Linked DNA regions of Homo sapiens: region 1 is linked to region 2. Evidence: read pairs that join two places in POLR2A ChIA-PET (ENCODE). Cell type or tissue: PC-9. All regions are shown on one strand. Each heading gives the region's core, and the rest is flanking DNA. Links, peaks and the distances in the headings are about the cores only. Region 1 has its middle 180 kb from the start of METTL4. Region 2 overlaps LOC105371956 (a long non-coding RNA gene).

Region 1 (12,605 bases), core at 3,059-7,058, 280 kb after region 2:
CATTAGGAAGATATAATAATTATAAATGTGTATGCACCTAACAATGGAGCCTACAAATATATAAAGCAGAAAAATAAGAGAACTAAATGGAGAAATAGACAACAACTATAGCTACAGGTTTCAGTAATTTCAAAAACTGATAGAACAACTAAGCAGAAAATCAAGAACATAGAAGACTACCAACCTATTTGACCTAACTGAAATGTACAGAATATTTTAACCCAAAATAGAAGAATATTCTTTCTTTTTAAATGCACATGAAACATTCTCAAAAATAGACTATGTCTTAGTCCATAATCAAAATGCTGAAATTATACAAAACATGTATTACGAATTCAATTTATTTAAATTAGAAATCAACAAAAGAGGGAAACACAGCAAATTCTCACATATTTGGAAAATAAAGAACACACTTTTAAGTAGCAAATAGGTCAAAGAAGATATCAAAATTAAATTTTAAACTATAAAATTAATGAAAATACTGTACAACATATCCAAATTCATTGAATAGAGTATCTAAAGAAAACTTACTACTTTATATGTTTATATTAGAAAGGAAGAAAGATCTAAAAAAATCTAAATTTCCACTTCAGAAAGCCAAAAAAAGAAGAACAAGTGATGCACAAAGTAAACAGAAGGAAGAAAATAAAATTGAAGTGGAAAACAATGAAATAGAAAACAGAAAAACAATAGAGGAAATTAATCAAACCAAAAGTTGGCTCTTTGAAAAGTTCAACAAAATTGGTAAACCTTAACTAGATTGAAAAAAAAAAAAAGAAGAGACAAAAGACAAAATTACCAAAAGAAAAAAAGGGCCATCCCTAAGACCCTAAATAAATTAAAAGTATTTTAAGGGACTATTATGAACAACTTTATGCCAACAAACTATTCAACTTAGATGAAATGAGCAAATTTTTATGGGGGTTATCAAAATGTCATCAAAAGAAATGGAAGCTGGGCACAGTGACTCACGCCTGTAATCCCAATGCTTTGGGAGGCTGAGCCAGGTGGATCACCTGAGGCCAAGAGTTCAAGACCAGCCTGGCCAATATGGCAAAACCCCATCTCTACTAAAAATACAAAAAAAAAAAAATTAGCTGGGCATGGTGGTGGGCACCTGTAATCCCAGCTACTCAGGAGGCTGGGGCAGGAAAATCGCTTGAACCTGAGAGGTAGAGGCTGCAGTGAGCCGAGATTACGCCATTGCACTCTAGCCTGGGGAAAAAGAAGGAAACTCTGTCTCAAAAAAAAAAAAAAAAAAGGAAATGGAAAACACATACAGATATATATCAAGTAAAGAAATTAAATAAGTAATTTTAAAATTTCCCAGAAAGAAAAGCCCTGACCCAGACTGATTCCCTACCAAATATTTAAGGAAAAAATATTACCAACCCTAAACAAATGCTTTCAGAAATTAGGAAAAGAGAAAAAATTTTCTAACTTATTTATTGAGCCAGTATTTCCATGATAACAAAACTAAAGACTTTCTTAATTTTTATTTTTTAATTGACACATATTTATTGTACATATTTCTGTGGTACATGTGATATTTTGATTCATGTGTACAGCGTAATTAACATATCAGTCACCTTTTGACAAAGATGCCTTTATGAAAAATCAGTCGGCTGTAATTGCATGGATTTATTTCTGGATTCTCTATTCTGTCCCATTGTTCTATGTGTCTGTATTTGGGCCAATACTATATGTTACTAGTCTAGCTTTATAGTATATTTTGAAATAAGGTATTGCAATGCTTCCAGCTTTGTTTCTTTTTGCTCAGGATTGCTCTGGCTATTTGGGGTCTTTTGTGGTTCTATATAAATTCAGGGGTTTTTCTCTATTTCTGTGAAGAATGTCATTGGCATTTTCATAGAAATTGCATTAAATCTATAGATTTAGTAGTAGAGAAAGACTTTTTTAAAATAAAAATTACAAACCAATATCTCTCATAAATACAGACACAAAAATCCTTTATAAAATATTAGCAGAACAAATCCAGAAATATATGAAACAGAGCACACACCTTGACCAAGTTCTCCTAGGAGTTCTCCCAGGAATGCAAGTTTGGTTTAACATCTGAAAATTAATTAGTGTGATGTACCATATTAATATTAATAGATATAAAGACAAAAGCCCCATGATCTCTCAATCAATTCAGAAAAGATATATGACAAAAATCCAACATCGTTTCAAGATAAAAACACTCAATAAACTAAGAACAGAAAGGAAATTCTTCAACATGATAAAGGAAATCTATGAAAAACTTATAGCTAACATCATACTTAATGGTGAAAGAAGGTTGGAAACGAGGCCACATTGTCTGCTCTCATCATGTTGCAAATAACATGATTGTATAGGTAGACAACCCTAAGGAATCTACAATTTTAAAAACTTCTATAACTAATAAGTTTGGAAGATCACAGAATACAATATCAATGCACAAAAAGCAGTTGAATGTCTGCATACAAGCAATGATGATGCAATTAAGGAAGCAATTACATTTGCATGTCATCAGAAAATGAAGTATTTAGAAAAAAAGTTAACAGAAGATTAAGACAAACCTCTGAAAACTATAAAACAGTTTTTTCACAGAGCAAAATTTAAGATCATCTTAAAAAATGGAGAACTAGTCCACATTCAAGGATTAGACTAGATATTGTTTAAAAGGTAATTTTCTAAAGAACAGCAGGATATTCATGCACAAAATAAAAGAACTCGCACTGTTACCTCACATTATATCCTTTCCTCACACACCCCCACACACCACAGACCAAAGTAACACAAAATAAATTGTAGGCCTAAATGTAAGGACTAAGTTATAAAACTTGCGAGAGAACACAGTCTTAGGTAAACAAAAATATCTTTAATAAGACATCAAAAACATGATCCATGGCAGAAAGAATTAAAATTTGAAATAAATTGGACCTTATCAAAATTTAAAACAATCTTCAAATGACATCATTAAGAAAATGAAAACATAAGCTACAGGACAGGAGAAAATAATTGTAAATCATATATCTGAAAGAATATATTTAAGGAAAAACAAAAGCTCTTACAATTCAATAACAAGAAAATCACTTAGTTAAAAAACAAATGGGCAAAAGATTGGAATAGACATTCACCAAAGAAGATATGTGGATAGCTAATAAACGCATGAAAAGATACTCATCATCATTAGTTATTGCACAAAAAATTAGAATCACGAACATATACCATTGTACACACACACAGTAGAATATCTCTAATCAGAAACACTGGCAATATCAAGTGTTGGCAATGATGCTGAAAAACTGAAACTCTCATACATTGCTGGTGAAAATACAAAATGGTACAGCCTCTTTAAAAAACAGTTTGGTGGTTTCTTTTAAAAGTGTAAAGCATAAATATGTCATATAACACAACAATTTCAATCCTAGGTCTCTAGCCAAGAGAAATAAAAGCATTTGTCCTTAAAGACTTCTACATGAATATTCATAGCCTAGGTATTCATAATAGCCAAAAACTGGAAACAATCCGAATGTCTATCAACTGGTATGTACATAGGTAAAATGGAATTATACTAACAATAAAAAGTAACAAACTACTGCTATGTGCTGCAGTATGGATAAACCTTGAAAGAGATCCTAAAAACTAGATATTGTATGATTTTATTTAAATCATAAATTTAAGGGTTTTGTTTTAAAAAAAAAACCAAAAGTACATCAGAGAAACCAAAAGTACATCAGTGGTTGCCTGGGGTTGGGGGTGGGAGCAGTGATTGATTGCAAATGCACACAAGGGAAGTTTTGAGAGTGATAGACTGTCCTAAAACTGGATTCAAATTCGGTTTGTTTACGGCGATTGGATTCTATAGTAAAGAAATTATACTTTAATAGAGCTGTTTAAAAAATTATTTGTCAACTGAGGCCGGGCACAGTGGCTCACGCCTTTAATCCTAGCACTTTGGGAGGCCGAGGCAGGTGGATTGCCTGAGCTCAGGAGTTCAAGACCAGCTTGGGCAACATGGTGAAACCCTGTCTCTGAAAAAAATCTACCAGAAGAAGAAGAAATAAAAACTGTTTCTGTAAGTGTATTTAATATTATCACAAAATATTATCACAATTCAATATTTATTGAAGATCATTATTAACCAGATATGTACCTTACTACTTAGAGTAGGAGGCTTGGCTATTACATAGTTTTACTATAACATAAACTATGTAGTAAACTATGAGTAGTATAATATAGTAGAGAAAATTGAAGTCCTAGAAGATAGAGGTAATGCATCTTGTCTTGGAACTAACTCTGAGGAACACATATGAAAGGTATATGATAGTCAAAAATGTTTCCCTAGTCATCACCATTATATTTCCATTGACCCCTAAAGTATTTTAAGCAAATGACAATGAAACTTTGGATTACTTTTTTATGCTCCTGATGAGTAACAGAGTGAAGCAAAATGTCATCCCAGTGGCCCCAGGAGAAAAATGCACCTATGGTTACTTTGCTGCTTTGAGTCTTGCTGCCACTGATTTGTTCTAGGACTCTTTCCATCTAAACTTAACCACTCATCACTCTCAACCCAAGTAGCAACTTTAGAGCCATTTTAGGGTGCTGAGACTTGGGGGTTTTTGCTACCAGAGTATAACCTAGCTAAGCCTAATGATACACTCTCTCCGTAAAGAGACTATAAATATATTCTTTTTTGCTACTGAGCCTATTCTGAAGGACCTACCCAGAATAAACTGTGAACAGCTGCCAAGTCAGTCATGTCTTCCAAATAAACCCTGGCGATCAATGGAGCTGTAAATGTCATCACTAAATTACTTCCACTCCAACACCAGAATTATAATCCCCAGCTCAGAAAGTGAAAGATCAGACTATAGTGAGGGACTATGATTTGGACACAGCTCTCTGGATTTCTCAATGAATAGCTTATATCTGTTCCAGCTACTTTGCCTAAAATCCTCTTCCTCAGTCCTCAAACATCTCTCCAATCAGTGAAAGCCTTGCAAAAGGTTTTTATCTTTTCTGTTTTTCAATCTTAATTGAAAGAGAACTCACAGAGAAGTAGGAGTATATTTTCTGGGTTTTGCAAGGGCTGCTTTCACCATCATAAAATGAAAATTATTATCATTCTTACATACACTTTACACAATTTAACATAGAATCAACAGAAATCCAAAATACTAAACTCGGAGCCAGAGATATTCATAGTTAATGAAATTAAAGAGTATGACAACTAAGAATTACTTTCTCATTTGTGCTCATTTAGACAAACCTGTTCAATATGGAGTAGGCATTGCTTCGTGGTTTTGGCACTAAATGATTTTAAGAGCTTTGTGTATTAATAATGAAAAAATCTCTTTTCTGTTACTTCATTATTAAAACTCTCTTTTTGTTTTTTTCTTTTCAAATCTACCTAAACCTAGCAAGTAAAAGACTCTATATACTGATGATGAATGAAAGCCATCTCAGTGAAGGTCACATTTAGAATGAAAACATTCAATTGTTGAAAGTTTCTTTCCTCTGAAAATACTGTAGAAGAATTTCAACATTACAGTTTGAATGACAATCATTATTCTACTTTGCAAATTACATAAAATTTCTGTAGAATGACAACCAAGGTCAACAGCTTCTTTGCACAATCCAAGAATAAAAATTAAACCCTAACATTATAGCATTTTAGACAGAAGGAAAACATAAAAAGCTTTCTGTAATATGTTTTAAGTTTTAAAAAACTTTATAAACTATAAAAACTCAACAAATTTTGAGACATCCAGCTGTTTCTTGAAGGGAATTCAACATATTTCCTTGAGGATTTTGTATTATATGAAAGCATTACTTCCTGTTTCTTCATAAAATCTAGGAAAATCTTTCTAATTCCAATTGGAAACTCTTCTTCATTTCACTACCGCTCAATTAAAAAGAAATGATGACTTATGAAATTGTGTTTGGTTTTATTTACATTAATCAACAATGATCCTAAGTAAGTTCTTGCTCTTCTAAAGTTTATACTGTGTTTCACATACTATTTTTCTTCTCTGATGTAATAAATATTTATACCTAATTTATTTTTACATTATGTTATACCCTTTTCCTACCATTTAGGAATCCATCTTATCATTATTAGAAGAGGTTCTTTTCTCAACCACCTCTATTATAGACTTCAATCAACACATTTATTTCTCAGATTTCTTTTTAGCCTCCCTTGACCAAGAACAACAATGTTTTAAGTAAAATAACCCTTTTTTATTAATGTTGTGATGACCAAGTAATGTTCAGCTTGAATATTATATCTTATATTACACACATCTTGTATTTGATAATCGAGACTCAAGTTTAGCACCTTTTTTATAATTGGTTAAACAAGAAACAATTAGCAAAATCAGTAATTAGAACACTGATTTTTGGAATTAGCCATAGGAAACAGAGAATCTCCATGTCTTCAGCCCTTCTCTCAACCTTTCTGTATTTCCACATGCCTGTCCCTTTTTAGTCTTGTCTGATGATTAATTATAATAGCCCAATAAAGAAATGGCAGATTGCATTAGGTTATGCAGAACCAAAGAGGTCTGGAAAAAACAGAGCGTGATCCATACCTACACGAGTTCTCAGATGATATCACATATTGCCAAGAAATATTACTACATTAATACCACAACAACATGAAAATTATCAGTAAAAGCCACTAATACACAGCAAAAATCCAAACCTAAGGCTTATTCATGTGTGGGGTGTGGATGTGTGTGCATGTATGTGTGTGTGCATGCGTGTGTGTCTGTGTGTTTCTGTGTAGAAGAGAGACATGCGAGAGGTCAAAAATAGAGAAATGAGAAAGAAAAGGATAAAAGATAGATGATAGAAAGCCAAAGACCATTTCCCTTGTTCAGAACTGATCTCTTCCCGTGGAACCAGAGAGCTTTTGAGACTGGAAAATATGGGAAAATAGGCATTTTACAACGAGGCCCCGTCACCTCCAGAAGTGTCTCGATAATGAAGAGCGCTCGGGCACTGCTGTAATCCCCATCCTGGGCAGCTTTCATCTCCCTGCTAAGACTGCATGGTCTCGGGTTATTTTTAGTGGTCTGCTTCCTTCTTTAACTTAATTTTGTGGTGATGTGAATAGAAAGGTTATACAGATGATCAAAGGAAGAGATCTTTAAAAGGCTGAAACCCTGCTGAGCATAAACAAAAAGAATTTTTGTCAGTATCCATGGTAGTTCTCTGTGACTTTAAAAAAAATAGCAGCAGCTAAGACATACATTTCAAGCGATGAGAAGCAGGTTTGCAACTGAACTGCCTTGATCAACTTCTAAATTAATATTTTATGTGACAGGGAAGTATGCTCTCTTCTCCAGCCCAATCTGGGAACTTATTACTAGCTTTCCGCATGAGACCAGCTGGAAGCTCAGGCATGAAGGTAGAGGAATTGTCCCTGGCTATTGTCTATCAAAGCCTCCTCTTATAGCAGCAGCTGTAAACCGGCAGATGTGGAGCAAAATAAATCCAATTCAGATTTTCTTCCCTAATCTATATATCCCTCTAAGGGAAATGGCCTGCATATCAGTAAAACCAAGCTGGAAAAATGTCCTATTGTTTCATCAGCCTCCAGTTAATAAACAAGATTTTAAAAAATCATTTTCACCAACACAACCCTGCACTGTCCCAAGGGACCTGCCCTGAAGGACCTTCAAAAGGTGACTGTAAGAGTGAGTTTCTACCTTTGGGCTGAAATGTGGTGAATGGGCCAGTGTCTTTGGAAGGCTCCATTCTAAGCAGCACCTTGCACACCACAGGCTGCACAGATGGCATTCCTCTGCCACTCTTCTCAAACCTACAGGCCTCCAACCTCTCTTCTTCCCCAGAAGCTCTGAGTGCCTGACCAGAGGTTACTTACGTCCACTGGATAGTTCCTTATGGAGATAAAAAATAAAAGAGAAAATATAAAGGGGAAAAGTGGCAGAATTGGAAAACTCATTTGTTTCCTCAAACCTCAAAGCATGACCACCCAGAAAGAGGTTGAATTGAGAAAATAATAACAAAGAAAATTTTACTGGAAATGAGGGTGAGTAGGGGACAGAGAAAGGAAGCTCAGTCTAAAAAAGAATCTATCTAGCACCTTTTCAAATAATTCTATAAATGTCCTTCCAGAATGACTAAACCGGAAAGGAAATGTCTCCCCGACCCCTTGCTGGTTAATATTTAATGTTTGTTTAACACCCTGCACAAGCTTTCTGCTGTTCTGTAACATTTGAGAAAGGAATTACACACTGATCATAATATATTGTTTAAATTATATGCATACCTAAAGTTTTCAGTTATAACTAAAATAGAAAATGTGACTGAGAATTTTTTTAATTGCTAGAAGATAGATTACACAGGTGCATTCATCACTGCGTTAGGCTTTTTTGTTGTTGTTGTCATTGTTTTTACTATAGCATAGCACTTTCAGAGGTGGAGGCTCAGGAAAGGCCTTCTAATGTGACAGTTTTCAGGCAATAAAATGGGACTCTTCCAGAAGAGACATTCTTGCATATTAAAGACTGTGCATGTGTCAGGGCAGCCGGTACATGGAAAATCTCTGAACCTTCCACTCAATTCTGCTGTGAACCTAAAACTGCTCTGAAAAAAAAATAAAAAATAAAAAAATAAAAAACTCTCTAAAAAAATGGCAGCAACCTTTTGGGAGATACGCAAAACAGATGAATAAATGGATATTAACTTTGCAAACTAGAAAAAGCTGAATCCTAAATTGTCAATGGAGGAATACTCAGGGCAGTGAATTGCTCTGTATAGTACTCCAATAGTGGCTACATTTGTCCAAACCTATAGAATGTACAACACTAACAGTTAATCAAAGAACCAGATGGAACATAACAGGGAAGATAGAAACACGTAATTACAAAACACACCCAAAAAGTGGGTAAATGACTAAGAAGAGAAGGAGAAACAAGACTAGTTGATGAAGATGTGAGAAAGTAAAAGTATTTGAAAATAACTTTGATTTAAAAGGAGAAAAAAATGTAAGAGATTACAAAGTCAGAAACTAAAATGTAAGCAAACGAAATTCTACATGGAAAAAGGGTTATGACTGTTTTTACGGTTGATTTTTTAACCAATTATGACACCACGTGCCCTTTGTAAAAAATTTAGAAAATGCATCAAACTAAATAGAAGTAATAGTATCCATAATCCCACAATTCAAACCAAATATAATAAATATTCAAATGCATTTCTTTCTATATTTTAAACACATTTATATAGTTATGAAAAGATGACATTGACAATTTAAATTCTGTTATTATCCCTTAACACAATCACGTGAATCATTTCCCACGTTATTAGAAATGCTATGCAAATGTTTTTAATTATTATATAATATTTATTGTACAGATATACCATGTTTTATTATCCTTTTTCCATTTGGGGGTATTTATACAGTTTTTCACTATTATAAGTTGTGCTGCAAATAGCATTTAAGCATCAGTTTTTTAATCTATATTTTAAGTTCTTTCCTTAGGATGGATTTTCTTAAACCATAATATTGCATCAAAGGGCTTCATTATCAAAGCTATTGGTGCATATTACTAAATTGCATAAGTTTCTAAGATATGCTATCAGAGCCAATGGCAAATCTTCACTCTAGCACCAATTATTATCATTTTTTATTTTCCGAATATGTAATTTTAAAAAAAGCTTTCATTCTTATTTTATTTTATATTCCTCTATTAGAAAGCATGAATGTTTTCTCTCCAGTTGTGTTTTCTTATCTGGTTCCCTCCAGTATTTTGTAAACTGTTGGTTTACTTCGCCAATTAATTTTAACAGATTTGTAGTTTTCCTTATGGGAAACCATAAATTTCCTGGTTTTACCATTATGTTGAGAGGGAAAACAACATTATGTCAATTTTGCAAAGAATTTCTAGATGATGCTAGCTTAAAAATATATGGAATTTTTTATGACCTGAAGGTTATAACAGATAAAATGACGTTCAAGCTAGAGCTAAATATTTAATAAGGAGAAAGATTTTCAGAAATTTCACCCTTTGATGCTACCCAGGGCGGTGTCACAAAGTAACCAGAACCAAAGATTAATTGAAGCACATCTATAAAGAACTATTGTTGTAAAATAATTACTACCCTACGTTAAATAATCCAGAAATTTGAAATTTCATCACTAGAGTAGCCTAGGGATCCCTCTCTGAAAATGTAAATAATGCTAGTAGAAGTAGCACATGTAATAAAAGTGTGTGTGATTTGTAAGAGCTGCCTTTCTTCTCATGAGAAAAATCAAGCATGTGGGAAGCATTGGATCCCTGATGGGAGCATGAAAGACACCAAACCTAGGCATATCACAGGTAAGAGGCAAATCTCTCTCCGGCAAGCATTTTACCGATTTTTCCTCCTAACTCATAAGCTCCCCTTCTCTCCTTTTCCATCATGGTAATCCACTCTTTCTTCTTTAGGAGACCTGGGCCCTGGTCCCAATTCTTGCAGGAACAGAAAGAAAAGCTTAACGATGCCACCTCTCCCCCAGGCCTCAGGTTCCTATAAATTAAAGATTTGAATAAAATGATCACTTTAAAGTTCTGTAATTTATAAGTGTTGAGGTTTTAATGGTGCTTTGAGGGAAAATAGCAAAATGTTCTATCAACTGTATTGGTTTTGTTTGAAGGCATAATGTTCACTTTCAATACTTTCTCTTTATGACGATGGAAAATTCTTAAGTGTATTACTGTCTAATCCAAAGCAAAAATGAAAAGGTGCTGAAATCTGGCTTTTAACTCTGATATATTGATTTGTTATTTTAAGACTTATGAGACCAAATAAATGTATATTTTCCTGTTTAAAAAAAATATTTTCTCAGTCTAGTTATGTAGCAAATTGTTAGCCCCACTAACAGAACTGTAAAGGGGATTTTCTTAAAGAAACCATAAAACAATGGCACAAGTTAGTGGGGAGGGAGAGATATAAATAGAGCACAGAGGATTTTTAGGGCAGTGAAATTGCTCTGTATGGTTCTATAATGGTGGATATATTTGTTCAAACCCATAGAATGTACAACACCAAGAGTAAACCCTAAGGGAAACTGTGGGTGATGACAGTGTGTCAATGTACATTCATCAGTTGTAACAAATGTACCACCCTGGTGAAGTGCTGATAACGGGGAAGATTATGCATGTATTGGGAAAGGGGGTATATGGCAAACCTCTGTACCTTCCACTTAATTTTGCTGTGAACCTAAAACTGCTCTTAAAAATAAAATCTATTTTAAAAAAAACCATAGCAGCAACATTTTGGGAGATGCAAATCAGAGGAATGAATCAATATTAACTTTCCAAACTGGAAAAATCTAATCCTAAATTGTCAGTGGAGAAAGCTGAACAGAAACCTAATTCACAAACCAGAATCTTCAAATGTCTCAGAAATCAGCAGCAGCAGAAAATTCCAGTATTAGAAGTGAAGATACAGCTGAAAATGGAAACAAATTTCAAAGTTTGATTAGAAAGCCTCGAATGAGCTCCCCTTCTTTGTTAAACTGAGCGATTACCTCTCCCTAATCCCTAGGGAAAGACAAAACAGAAGGATTCTGGATGAGGACACTGCATACAGTTGAAGTCAGTGGTATCAAACTAAAGGAGGATTAAAACTGAGCATTTACACTGTTGGTGGGAGTGTAAACTAGCTCAACCATTGTGGAAGACAGTGTGGCAATTCCTCAAGGATCTAGAACTAGAAATACCATTTGACCCAGCCATCCCATTACTGGGTATATACCGAAAGGATTATAAATCACGCTACTATAAAGACACATGCACTCATATGTTTATTGCGGCACTATTCACAATAGCAAAGACTTGGAACCAAGCCAGATATCCATCAATGATAGACTGGATTAAGAAACTGTGGCACATATACACCATGGATACTATGCAGCCATAAAAAAGGATGAGTTCATGTCCTTTGCAGGGACATGGATGAAGCTGGAAACCATCATCCTGAGCAAACTATCACAGAGACAGAAAACCAAACACCGCATGTTCTCACTCATGGGTGGGAATTGAACAATGAGAACACTTGGACACAGGGCGGGGAACATCACACATGGGGGCCTGTCATGGGGTGGGGGAGAGGGGAGGGATAGTATTAGGAGAAATACCTAATGTAAATGACGAGTTAATGGGTGCACCAAACCAACATGGCACATATATGCCTATGTAACAAACCTGCACGTTGTGCACATGTACCCTAGAACTTAAAGTATAAAAAAAAAATTGAACCTGAATATTGAAACTCCATCCCTCTTTCCTGACTTGGTTCACAGGACACTGGCAGGGGGAGCCTGGAAGATCCTTATCTGTAGAATCTCACCAACTCAAGCAAAAGAAATTAAAGATATTGATATCTGAGTGTATCCCCAATGAAACAGTCTGATCTGCTCAGTCTATTGTGAAGTCTGTGGTCAACAAGCCCTGCACATGCAATGAGCTTCTCAGTGCACCACACTTGAATGTAAACTCACAGACAAGGAGTAATAGTCATTGGAAAAAAGACTCTAAGTTTTAGGGAAGAGACAAAACAAAGACAGAAAAAGGAACTTGAAGGAAATAGAGAACATTCAA
Region 2 (12,605 bases), core at 3,404-7,403:
ACAGGTGTGAGCCACTGTGTCTGGCCACTGTTACCTTCATCATTGCTATGATGTTCTTCTCCAGTTCAAATACAAAAGCTTTTCTGTCCCTGTCATTCATTCATCCAGAAAAGGATATTTGTGTCTATTACATGTCAGGCACTCTAGCAGGTATCAGAGATTAAAAAAATAGAAAGAAAGAAAAAGAAAAAAGACAGCACTATTGGTAAGAGTCTACTGAAGAATAATATCAAGTTAACGGACACATATATTATTAAACAATTTTCTTACCCTTCATCCCTCAAAAGCGATCATGCCACTAGCACCAGAGCAATACATCCTAATTATTCAATTACATTCTTTCCTGGAATGGGTTTTTTTTTTCCTAAATCAGGTAAAGCAGAAAGGTGCATTGTACAATTTTTCAAAGACACTCATAAAATTTAATTTGATTACTATGAGAAATATGAATATTCCTTAAAATAAGTTATGTGAAATGTGGCAGGATTGTAGTTCAATGTTTATGCTTCATTCCTACTTGGTTTCATATAACCTACGCACTCTGGGCTCCAAAAAAGTTTTGTTGTTAAGACCAGTTTATTTTATAATCTGGTATTTAATCCAGGAAACTTCTCTCCCACCTGGGAAAGGTTCAGAAAGATTTTTCTAGTGAGATGCCTAAATCAAGAAACCCTGGACTGATTAGCTTAAACTAAAAACAATAGCAGCCCTCATAATCAGGTTAGAGGAAGGTAAGAAAAATTCAACCTCCTATATCAAGTAACAGATCCTGGCCTTGGTTAAAATCCAAATAAAGTAATGAGTAAAGAATCCTCTATTTCTCGGCTAGGGAGAAAAGGCAAGGCAGTGAGTCGCAGCAACACACACACCCAATACTGCTCTGCACTCTTTAGATCCTAATTAGAGAAAAAAAGTGGTTTCCACCATGGGGACCCTGGTGCCGTTAGCCACTCTCCACAACATTCCTCCACAATGACCCAATTCCTCCTGCATCTGTGTGTTGCTGCTCTACCTAATGTATTTTTCTCTCTCCCTCATTTGGCTCTGTCATCTCTCTACGGCTCCTTTTTTTTTTTCCTATCATTAAAAAATAAATTCAGGGCCCGGTGCGGTAGCTCATGCCTGTAATCCCAGCATTTTGGGAGGCCAGGGCGGGCGGATCACAAGGTCAAGAGTTCAAGACCAGCCTGGCCAAGATGGTAAAACCCCGTCTCTACAAAAAAATACAATTATCTGGGCACGGTGGCAGGCACCTGTAATCCCAGCTACTTGGGAGGTTGAGACAGGAGAATGCTTTGAACCCGGGAGGCAGAGGTTGTATTGAGCCGAGATCGCTCCACTGCACTCCAGCCTAGGTGGTAGAGTGAGACTCCATCTCAAATAAATAAATAAATAAATACATACATACATAAACAAATAAAAAATTCAGTGCAATCCTCTCCTGCCCACTACACTTTGCTTATTTCTTATTTCCATCTCATGTGCTGAAACGTACTGAGCATGCATGCACACACACTGAAACACACACAGACACACTCACGCCCAGCTTCCAAAAGATTTTAATACAAATGCAGGTGGTGGCTTTCAAGTCATAGATTTTTGACCCTAGATATCAGGTAACTATTCACTGTGACAAAAAATAAAGGAGATTATTGTGCTAAAACAGAAACAACCTGTTCTATAAACTGATACAGTTTTGTCTGTTTACCTGATTAAGCAGTTTTTATTAATATTCTTCACCTTGATGACTCCTGAAAAAACTTGGGGGGCTAGCCTAATTTAACTAGAAAACTTTTGATAGCAGTGAAGCTCCAACTACTATAACTTGTTACTAAAATTATCATTATAAGCTAAACAATAATAATAATCTACATCATGAAGCTTTTGATGTGAATAAAAATTATTACTATATCTAGGTTATTAAAATATTCCCTGCATATTTTAATGCACATTCAAATCTGTAAGATAAATGAAAATTGCAACCAAACAGACATGTGATATGATTTAAATTAAAACATAAGAGCATAGAGCACAGTGGGGAGGAAGGGATGAATACATAGAGGAGGGAATGTTTTGAAGACAGTGAAGCTCCCCTGTATAATACAGTAGTGGTGGTTATATGTTCATTACAGATTTGTCCAAACCCACAGAATGGACAAGAAAAACCAGGAGCGAATCCCAGTGGGAACTATTGACCTTGGGTTATAATAATGTGTCAATATAGGTTCATTGATTGCAACAAATGTACCACTCTTGGCTGGGAGTGGTGGCTCACATCTGTAACCCAGGACTTTGGGAAGCTGAGGAGGGAGGAACACTTGAACCCAGGAATTCAAGACCAGCCTGAGCAATTTACAGAGACCCCCATCTCTAAAAAAAAATTTTTTTTAATTAGCCAGAAATTTAAAAAATTAGCCTGGCATGGTGACACACGCCTGGGGTCTCAGCTACTTGGGAGGCTGAGGTGGGAGGATCGCTTGAGCCCAGGAGGTGAAGGCTGTAGTGAGCTGTGATCACACCAGTCCACTCCAGCCTGGGCAAGAAGGGAGACCCTGTCTCAAAAAAAAAAAAAAAGCAAAAACCAACAAAAAACAAAGACACCACTCTGGTAGGGGATGTCAACAGTGGGGGGCTGTGCATGTCTGGGGAGGTTGTGTTTGTAGGTATATGTGCATCTTTGTGCCTTCTGCTCAGTTTTGCAGCAAACCTAAAACTTCTCTTTTAAAAAATCTATTTAAAATGGAAAAATGAGGCAAACAGGCCAAGAAAAGAAACGTTAAAAAAAAAAAATTAGTAAGACCACAGAGAAAGTGTGCTTTAAAGTATGCCACTGTATCAAAGAGTAGGCACACCAAGTCCAAATATAAACCCAGGAAGGAAATTATTTGAGTCAGGCATATGTGCAGGTAGCTGCTTATCTCTGAGTTTCTCCACCTTTGCACTGTTTCGCATTCGAGATTATTCTTTATATGAGGAAATTTTCCTGTGCCCCTTGAGTGACTTTCCTTCTGTTATCCACTGCCAATGATCAGAAAACCTCTGAGAAAACAGAGGTAGAAAACAACAGTAGAAAATGAAGAAAGCACAAGACTCCCTCATTTCATCACCTCCAGCAACTTCATAAGAAGTCCTGTAATTATAACATTGTAAGATTTGAGATGAAGCAGTCTAATCCCTTCTTTTTAAAATGAGACATTGAAGGCGAGAGATGCTAACCCCCAATTACCCCTCCAGAAACAGATCCCAATTCATGCCCAAGGAGTTCAGCTCAATATTCTCTCAAACAGGTCATATTGCAACATGAAGAAGAAAGAAAAAAGGAATTAATTTAATAGAAATGTGCTTATGGCTATTTATTAAAATGTCTATTAAGTATTGATAATCCTGGGTCTTGGCTCCAGCTCCCCATATGTCCGCCCCATTCGATCCTTAGCTGACCACACCCACCACCTGCCCAAATCCAAGACTCCAGGATGACAGCTCTCCAGAACAACAAACTTCTGTGCACAGTGAATATCTCCAGTACTACATGCTTGATATATTCAAAAATAACCTAATTGTCTTATCTGGACTCAAATCTATTCCTGATCCCCTTCCTGCAATGATGGCCCCACTAGCCACCCAGCCACCCAGCCAGAAGCCCTCCAGAGCTCTAGGCCCCTTTCGTCCCTCAGTCCCCTCCTTTACTTGCTTCTCCTGCCCTGTTCTTGCTCCACCTAAGCATCTGCCTCATCTAGTGCTTCCTTTCCGTCCCACACAACTGCCTTACCCCAGGCAGGCTCTCATCATTTCTCATTTGCAGGCTGTGGTAACTTTCCCATCATTTTTCTCTGATCTCCACATTCCTTTCAGATGATTCTTTCTGAAACACAAAGCAAATGTTGTCGCTTCCTTAAAACCCTTCCATGTCTCTCCATCACTTTCAAAACAAAGTCTCACACCCTTACTTCCCATGCAAGGTCCTGAATGTGTGAATCCTGCATTCTTCTTCAGCCTCGTTTTGCACTGCTTCTCCTCCCTCGCCTATGGGTGTCAATTCTCAGCTTCTTAAAATTTGTTGCAAGATACCCTAACATGACCCTGCTCCTTGGTGCTTACTGGAGTCCATCTACCCCTCCTGCCCTGCCCCAGATCAACCGAGCTGAGTCCTCCCCACTCTTCAAGGCTCAAGTCACAAGTTGTCTTTATTCTGTGGGACCCACATAGGAGTTAGTCAGAGTGATGGGATGGCCCCAGTATCAGGATCTTATAATCAGGGAGGGCTTCCTAATCTACATCTCCATGAAAGCTGTGGTGAAATGGGTGGGAAAAGCAGGGCCAAATCTCCCTCCCAGAGCCAATCACTAACCCGTGAGGTTTAGCTAATTTGCATGTAGCCTCCTTGGGGACGAGTGAATGACAAGCCCCCAGGAACCACTGCAGAAAGAACCTTCTACACTATAGCAGATTGGAGTCCTGAGATCCACAATGGTGGGCGTTGGTCTCACCACACCTGTGCAAGCTGTCTGTTCCCTCTTGAGCACTTGTGAAGGCTAGTGCATTGCAGAGGCTCTCTGGACCTGGCTCTGAGAGAAGGCTCATTCTAAATCCAATGGCCTGCACAGGCAGGCACAATAAATGTAAATAATCTGGAAAGGCTAAGCCGGTCGAAGCCAGCCAAGGGCATGCAGCTCTTACCCCACTAGCTTTGATATTTGGGGTTGCCCATCCCCTGCACCCTTCACCCTGAAGGAATTCACTGTTCTCCCCCACCTCCTAACACCTCCCAGCACTTCTAGGAGCTCCTTAGAACAGGAGTTGCTTTACTTAGTGCCTCATGAATAATAACACTTAATAAGTGTTGGCTGTGTGAATGAAAACATTATAAGAAGTGCCACTTCCAGATTCGGTGATTCCTCGCTGTTTTGAAACCAATAGCTAAATGTGTTTTCTTTTGTGCATAACGTTGAAACTGCTGTGACAAATACCAGCTAAGTTTGTTATATTTAATGCCTCCAGGTAATAATTTCCTCTCCTAATTTTTTTGTGCTTGTTCATCCTCTGAGTCATCGTTCCTCCCTCATTTCTTAAAAATGTCTTTCTGATTCTGCTTCTAAAGGTTGTTTAAAATCGAAAGGCCGATTTAATGAAATAACTTTATGTGAGACAAGGAGCTGTTTTGCTCATTTTTCAGGGGCTGGCACCACCACACAATACTCTCTTCAGACTTTCCATTTTCATTAAACAATTACATTTCAGTTGTTTGAGTCTCATCTAGTGTATGTGATCTTTTGCAAAATTTTAACAAATTCACCAAAATAATTGCAATTTCTTCCTCCTAATTGTAAGAGTTGAAACCTACAAGTTTACCAAAAGTGGTCTTCGAAAAATTATTAAGATTTTTCAGAATTTGCATTTTTCCCAAATACTCAGGTTTCTAAGGATTGAAAACAAGGAGATAGGAGAAAAGCATCATGCCATATTCATATATCACACATCCCCTTCTGCAATTTAGTTTCAAATCTACAAGAGAAATTATTGCAGTAGGTGGCATGAAGTTAATCTCTATTCATTCACATTTGCAAAAACACCACACATGATCAGACTGCTGAATGAACTTGCATTCACAAATTCAAACCAGGGATGATCCATCTTGAAGATGACATAGATACCAAAATCCAGGCAAGCAAAAGTAGAGAACAGCAAGGCATTGATCAAAGGAACCAGGTATTATGTTTTACTATATTTTAATTCAGTGACCACTAGGACTAGCGGTAGATGCTAAGCTACCTAGATAAATAGACAGGTAGGAAAATAGATGTTTTAAATAAAGGAACAAAAGGTTAAGTAAAACTGACAAGCATGGCAATAGAAAGTCATATTTATTCTGATTTTTAATTAAAACTATGACCAAAATAATAAATGTTCTCCTGTGAATTGGGGGGTCTAACATACATACAATTATAAATGAATATTAAAAGGCTTTGGGTTGGTATTTCCTAGTATCTTTCCTCTTACATCATGCTAGTCTAAAAAGTACTATAATAAACTTCACCAATTTAGTGAAAGTTCTCCCCCTTGTTCCTTTTTATAACTTTGCAGTGACTATAAATAAAGGTGAGGAACAAAATCATTATTTTTGAGTAAAATGCTAACCACATTAATTTGCAAGTCTGATTGGTATCTCTTTCAGAAAATCACAAGTAGTATAAATAGCATGCAATGTGAAATTGTCATAGTAAAAACTGCATACCCTTGCTTAATCTATATCTATCTCATTCAGAGATAAAGTTACTGTATTATGCTTTTACGATAATCACTAAAAATTATATTTTTGAATGGTTTTTGTGCAACAGACTTTCAAACCCCCTTATTTTCCCCAACATTATTACATTTGAATAAATAAATTAGGTATATAGGAAGGACTTTAAGGGAACCAAAATATAATCCAAATGTAGGCATGTACTGAGTTGATATAAACATTTATTTTCCCTAAGGTAAGAGGAAAAAGCATCTTCCAAACAAATGAAAGCAACTGTTACACTCAAAGTCTTTTATTATCTGGACCCAGCCTCCTCTACTCTGACAATACCCAAGGCTCCAGCTCCAGTGGATTGGTCAACAGGGGTCTGAAAACCCTGCAGAGGGAGGTCTCAGCTCTTCTGCTCAGATTACATTGCCTCTCTTCCTTCCCCACAGGTAGTTTCCCGTTCATCCTACATGGCAAAGCTCAGAAATTGCCCCTAGAAAGATTTCCCTACCACATCACTCCCCCTCATTTGAATCAACCAATTCATTCCTCCTTCGCCTTTGCTCCAACAGCATCTGTTCATATCACTTTCATAACAAGCCTCAAATTGTTTTAGGCTTGGCTGTGTGCTCCCACCTCCTCTGCTAAGCTGACAGCTTCAGAGACCCACCTACCCATCTCTTATTTGTTGAAACATAGTAGGCACTTACCGAATGTAAGTTGTGTTAAAGGAGAGTCTCATTCAGAGAGGGCTGTAATTTTGATCACTCTTTAATGCATTTTAGAAGATGCAAAACTTCACTCCTATTCAGTGTAAGCACATGCACAGCAGCAGCATGGCTTCCTTTTCTGTTAGAAACATGTCCTACCACGTGATCTTGGCACTTAGTCAACAATGGGACTGAGGACTTCCAGAAGTCAGCGCAGCAAATGCCCACTCTGTCAGGGCACCAGCCTCAGCCCTGTTCTTAGTACTCCATAACCAAAGAACAAACAGGTCAGATAGGCCCCCAGGGGCTCCCCGGAAGATGCTAGATACTTACTGCCTTTCTGGAGCAATCTATCACCGCTCCTTGCCTAGCTCCTCTGTATTTCTGAATTATTTTCTCCTTCTCCTCCCTCTCCAATTACATTAGTTTCCGTGGATCCAGTGCTAATATAGACTTCAAATTTACAGCGTCAGCAACACCACATAGAAATGCTGGCTAAAATGTAACCAAATAAGATTAATAGGTAAACTTGGAAAAAAGCAAAGGAAATCTACAGGTGCCAGAAATAGAAGAGGAACTCAAAAACAGAGCAATAAGCTTGTCTCCTGATACACAAGCAATAACCTGGTCCCCTGGAAATATTAGTCCTAAAATAAGTCCCTGACTCCTGGGAGGAAATACATGGATGCATGGCCACAGGGTCTCGAAAGGCAGGAAAGTGACACCAAGACTCACACATTTCGCCAGGACCCTATAATGGGTGACCTCTCCGGGAACAGGGGTCTAGAAACTCTCTTACCAATTTTTCTCCAGGGAAACATGAGAAATTACTTCTGTGAGGGCTTTGGGGAAAAGTAATTCCATTATCAGAAGCAAAACTCCAAATCTGCAATTTACGTGAGTGTTGGGGAACATTTAGCAATCTGGGTGGTATAAGATTCCCAAGTTGGGAGATTAAGGTAAATACTGCTATATGTTTAATGAGAACTCCCTAAAATTTTAGCAGAAGCAAAACCAAGAATACTTTGAAGAAGTTCCATAATCCAAGATGCACTAAACTCCCACACTTAAGCAAACAACACTCAAGAGGCATTTGCAATTTTTAAAAATAAATGAAACAGAAAAATGAGCAATCAAGAGTGTATCAACAGACAACAAAATAGAGAGAAGTAGCATTAGCATCCTCTGATACAACAGAGCAATCAGAAAGAATGTTTAACATGTTTAGAAAAGTAACAACACTATAAAAATTGATTAAACAATAACGTAAAACATAGATTGATACTAAAAGACAGAAAGTCTTTTAAAAATAAAAAAGCATACTTCGAAGTAATCTACAGATCAAAGAAAAAAAATCATAATGTAAACTGGAATATACTCAGAATTAAAAGAGAATAAAAACACTATCTTTTAAAGTTGTGAAGCACAGGCCAGGTGCGGTGGCTCGCGCCTGTAATCCCTGCACTTTGGGAGGCCAGGCGGGCGGATCACGAGGTCAGGAGATCGAGACCATCCTGGCTAACACAGTGAAATCCCGTCTCTACTAAAAATACAAAAAATTAGCCGAGCGTGGTTGCAGGCGCCTGTAGTCCCAGCTACTCGGGAGGCTGAGGCAGGAGAATGGCGTGAACCCGGGAGGCGGAGCTTGCAGTGAGCCCAGATCGCGCCACTGCACTCCAGCCTGGGCGACGGAGGGAGACTCCGTCTCAAAAAAAAAAAAACGTTGTGAAGCACAACCAAAACAGAATATAGAGAATGATGTATTGTGTAAATGTTTATATTAGAAAAAAGCTGAGTAAGCAGTTAATTCACAAAGACAGATAATAACCATAAAATAAGCCCTAGAAAGTTGGAAGAAAATTGGCAGAATTTAATGAAACAGAAAACAGAAAAAGACATAAAATTTTAAAGTGTTTTTTAAATAAAAGACTAAGAAAAATAGAAAAATCTCTGGATATCGCCTAATATAAAAGAAAAGAAGACATAAATAAATAATGTTAGCAAAAAAAATTGATACAGACAAAAATAGAAGGAAAATGTCATTAGACATTATAAGGAACACCTTTCTGTTAATAAATATGAAAAGTTAGAGATATAGAAAATTTTTCAAAAAATATAAAGGTAGCAAAATTATCTCATGAAAAAACAGAACATGAAACAACTTAAAATCAAATTTTTTCAAAAGAATTGAAAACTTTTCTATAATTTAAAAAGAATTTAAATTTTACCTGCAAGAAAATCACTGACCAAGGCAGTTTTACAGATGAGATAATATGAATAATCGAGGAAAAAAAATAACCCCACTGCTATACACAAACTGTTCTGGGAAATAGAAAGTGAAATGCGCTCACAAGTCATTTCATGAAATTGACTTCAACAAAAGAATCAGATGAGCCAATCATAAAAAGGAAAGTATAGGCCATTCCTCCCTTTTGAATATAAATACAAAAATTTTAAATACAATATTTGCAAATCAAACCAAGCAATATATTTTTAAAGTAATGTTATATTAAGAGACAGTTCATAGTAACCACTTAGAGTTTATCCCAGAAAAGAAAGGATAGATTAAAATTAGAAAAATTTATTAATATAATCATATTAGTAGATAAAATAATACAGAAAAAAATTTGATTCAGAAAAAGCATTTGATAAAATTCCACAAGCATTCCTGATAAAATTCAGATAACTAGGAAAAGAAAGAAAACATATGATGAAAAAAGATTTCTACAAAAAACTTACAGCAAACAGCAAACTTTATAGTGAAAACTGGAAGCATTTTCTCCCAAATTTGAGAAAAAGACCATACCCTCTATCACTTTTTTAATTAAAAATGCTACTGGAAACACAGCACTATGTACATTTATGATTAAATTTGGCTGTGTGTTACAGAAAACATTACCAATAGTGCCTTAAACAAGGTGGAAGTTAGTTTTCTTGCCTAAAAGAAATTCTGATGTCAGTGCTGACCTAAAATTTCAGCTCCATAAATATATCAGGGCCCAAGTTCTTCTTCCTTTCTGTTCCACCATTCTCAACATTTGCTTGCATTCTCAGGGGAATTTCATGATGCCAAAATGGGGGCTGGAGCTCCAAACATCACATCCATTGATCCAAGATTCAGAAAGGAAGACAGAAAAAAAGGCAAAAGGATGCACTTATCATTGGAGTTATCTTTCCCCTTAAAGAACTTTCTTGAAAGTCCAACCCACCTACTTCTATATACATCTCAGTTGTCATCCCTATATGAGAGGCTGCAAAATGTAGTTTTTTTAGCTGGGCACATCGTGTTTCTATTTTTAAGAAAGAAGAATGCATTGTGTAGATGCCAGTCTCTGTTAGCTCAATACACAAGAAAAAGAGAATCAAAATATAGTGGATAAAAAGAAATACATTTGTTATTGTAAAAGTCATGGTTTTCTACATAGGAAACTCAAAAGAATCTATAGATAAACTCATAACTAATAAAAGATGTCAACAAGGTTGATGAAAACAACATTAATACAGAAAAATCAACAGAGTTCCTATAGACCAGACACTTTAATTTAAGAAATGTAGTCGTGTAACAATATTATACACATACACACACATAATAATAGGGAAGAAATCTAATAAAAATATACAAAGAATTATAAAATGTTAAAGATACGCGAGACCTAAGTGATGAAATGAACTGTTCCTAGATAGAAAAACTCAATATAGTAACTATATCATCCTTCCCCAATTAATCTCTAAATATCACCAAAATCCAATCAAAATTCCAAAAGCATTGTTTAAATAACTTTACAAGATGATAATGAAATATATGTGGAAGAATAAACTGTCCAGCACAGGCAAGACAATTATTAAAAAGGAAAATAAGATAGACCGATCTGCTCTAGCAAATACCAGCATGTTGTAAGGCTGTAGTGATTGTGATAGTGTTGTAATAGAACAACAACAACCAAATAGACAAATTAAAGATAAGGGTTCAGAACCAAACCATCTCTCACATTTGAAAAGTTGTCATAAATTGAAGACAACATTACAAATCAGTGTGGTCACAATGGACTATTTAATAAGAAGTGGTGCCAGGATGATGGTTAGCTACACAGGAATAAATTAACTTAGCTTTCTACATCACACAGCATGCAAAAACAATTGTTTTAGAAGAAAGTAGTAAATGTATTTATGACCTCAGGTAAGCAAAATATATCTTCAATAAGAAACAAAAAAACCTTGTAAAGAAAATTTTAATAAATTTTGCTACATTAAAAGTTAAAACATCTATTCATTAAAGGAACTCTTAAAATACAGAGACAATCTACATACCAGAAGAAAATATTTGCCATGCATAAAACTGACAAAGAATTAGTATCTCAACTATATCATAAATGCTTAAAAAACCAGTAGGAAAAGGAAAAATGACCTAACAGAATAATAGGCAAAGAAACAGGCAATTCACATCAAAGTGGAGCCTAAAAGCTAATTAACAGGGAAAAGTACATAAAAACCCATACGAGATGTCCTTTCATATTTAGCCACTTAGCCAATATTTAAAAGTCTAATTTCAAGAGTTGACAAGAATGTAGGGAAATAGTAATTCATGTATTCTGCTATTGGGAGTATAAACTGGAAAATAATTTAGTAAAATCTAGTAGAGTTAAGATATGGATATTTTCAAACTAGTAATGCTACTTCTAGGTACATTTAGAGAAACTCAAATATGTGTAGAGAAGACTCATAAGAATATTAAATGCAACATTTTACAAGAGCAAAAAGTCTAAAATAACTTTGAAGTGTATCCTACTGGGAGAATGAATGGATAAATGGTTGTATTTTGATAAACGGATCAATGGGATTATATATGAGCATTTGAAAGTGAAGTAGCTCTACATACAGCATCATGAATAAATCTTAAAGGTAAAGGTTGACTAAACAAAGTAAATTGTAAAATGACATGTAGAACAACAATTGTTATGTATAAGCTTAAAATACACATAACAATATTATACAACACTTATGAAAGCTTACACATGTAACAAAAACATAAAACTCATAAACCTCAGAATAGTGATTACTTCCAGGAAGAAAGACAGAGAAATCAAACACTTTATCTCAAAAAAATAACTGAAAATATCTAAGCAAATGAGACAAAATCATGCAAGATCTCATATGAATACAAAGATATCTGTTATTTTATATCATTCTCTGTAGTTTTTGTATGTTTTATGTAATTATTTTAAAAGGAAAATTACTAAAAAGGAAAAACACTTGCTCATCGTAAAATTTCAAAGCATATGAAACAATGATTAAGAAGAAAATGATCAATCTTAATGTTTTATTATATTTCCTTACAATTTTTTTTTTTTTTTGAAACCTTGTTCTGTCATCCAGGTGGATTTCGGTGATGTGATCTTGGCTCACTGCAACGTCCACCGCCCAGGTTCAAGTGCTTCTCCTGCCTCAGCCTCCGGAGTAGCTAGGACTACATCACACCCGGCCCATTTTTTCATTTTTAGTAGAGATGGGGTTTCACCATGTTGCCCAGCTGATCTCAAACTCCTGATCTCAAGTGATCCACCCTCCCTAGCCTCCCAAGGTCCTTGGGATTACAGGCGTGAGCCACCGTGCCCTTACAGGCAGCTTCTATGCATATTTTATATTGTTAAGAATATACTTTATTATCA

Evidence for each region. ChIA-PET counts read pairs that join two places held together with the same protein. Peaks named below come from ENCODE experiments on the same cell type or tissue, not always from the same donor. Only the 100,000 strongest peaks of a DNase experiment are listed, where the experiment ranks them.
Region 1: POLR2A ChIA-PET joins it to region 2 with 7 read pairs; 2 of 35 experiments call an interaction of 5 or more read pairs at or near these places.

The regions. Positions count from the first base shown.
Region 1 is chr18:2,387,875-2,400,479 of GRCh38, forward strand. No RefSeq gene overlaps it. Among named protein-coding and RNA genes, the nearest start is that of METTL4, 180 kb to the right of the region's middle. In PC-9, for the core only: no CTCF peak of the experiment used is centred there; no DNase peak of the experiment used is centred there.
Region 2 is chr18:2,107,875-2,120,479 of GRCh38, forward strand. LOC105371956 (a long non-coding RNA gene) reads right to left here. Exons shown (of 3, transcript XR_935087.3): 2 at 3,770-3,862. Among named protein-coding and RNA genes, the nearest start is that of METTL4, 460 kb to the right of the region's middle. In PC-9, for the core only: no CTCF peak of the experiment used is centred there; a DNase peak (open chromatin) is centred at 4,997; H3K4me3 peaks cover 815 bases; H3K27ac peaks cover 1,493 bases.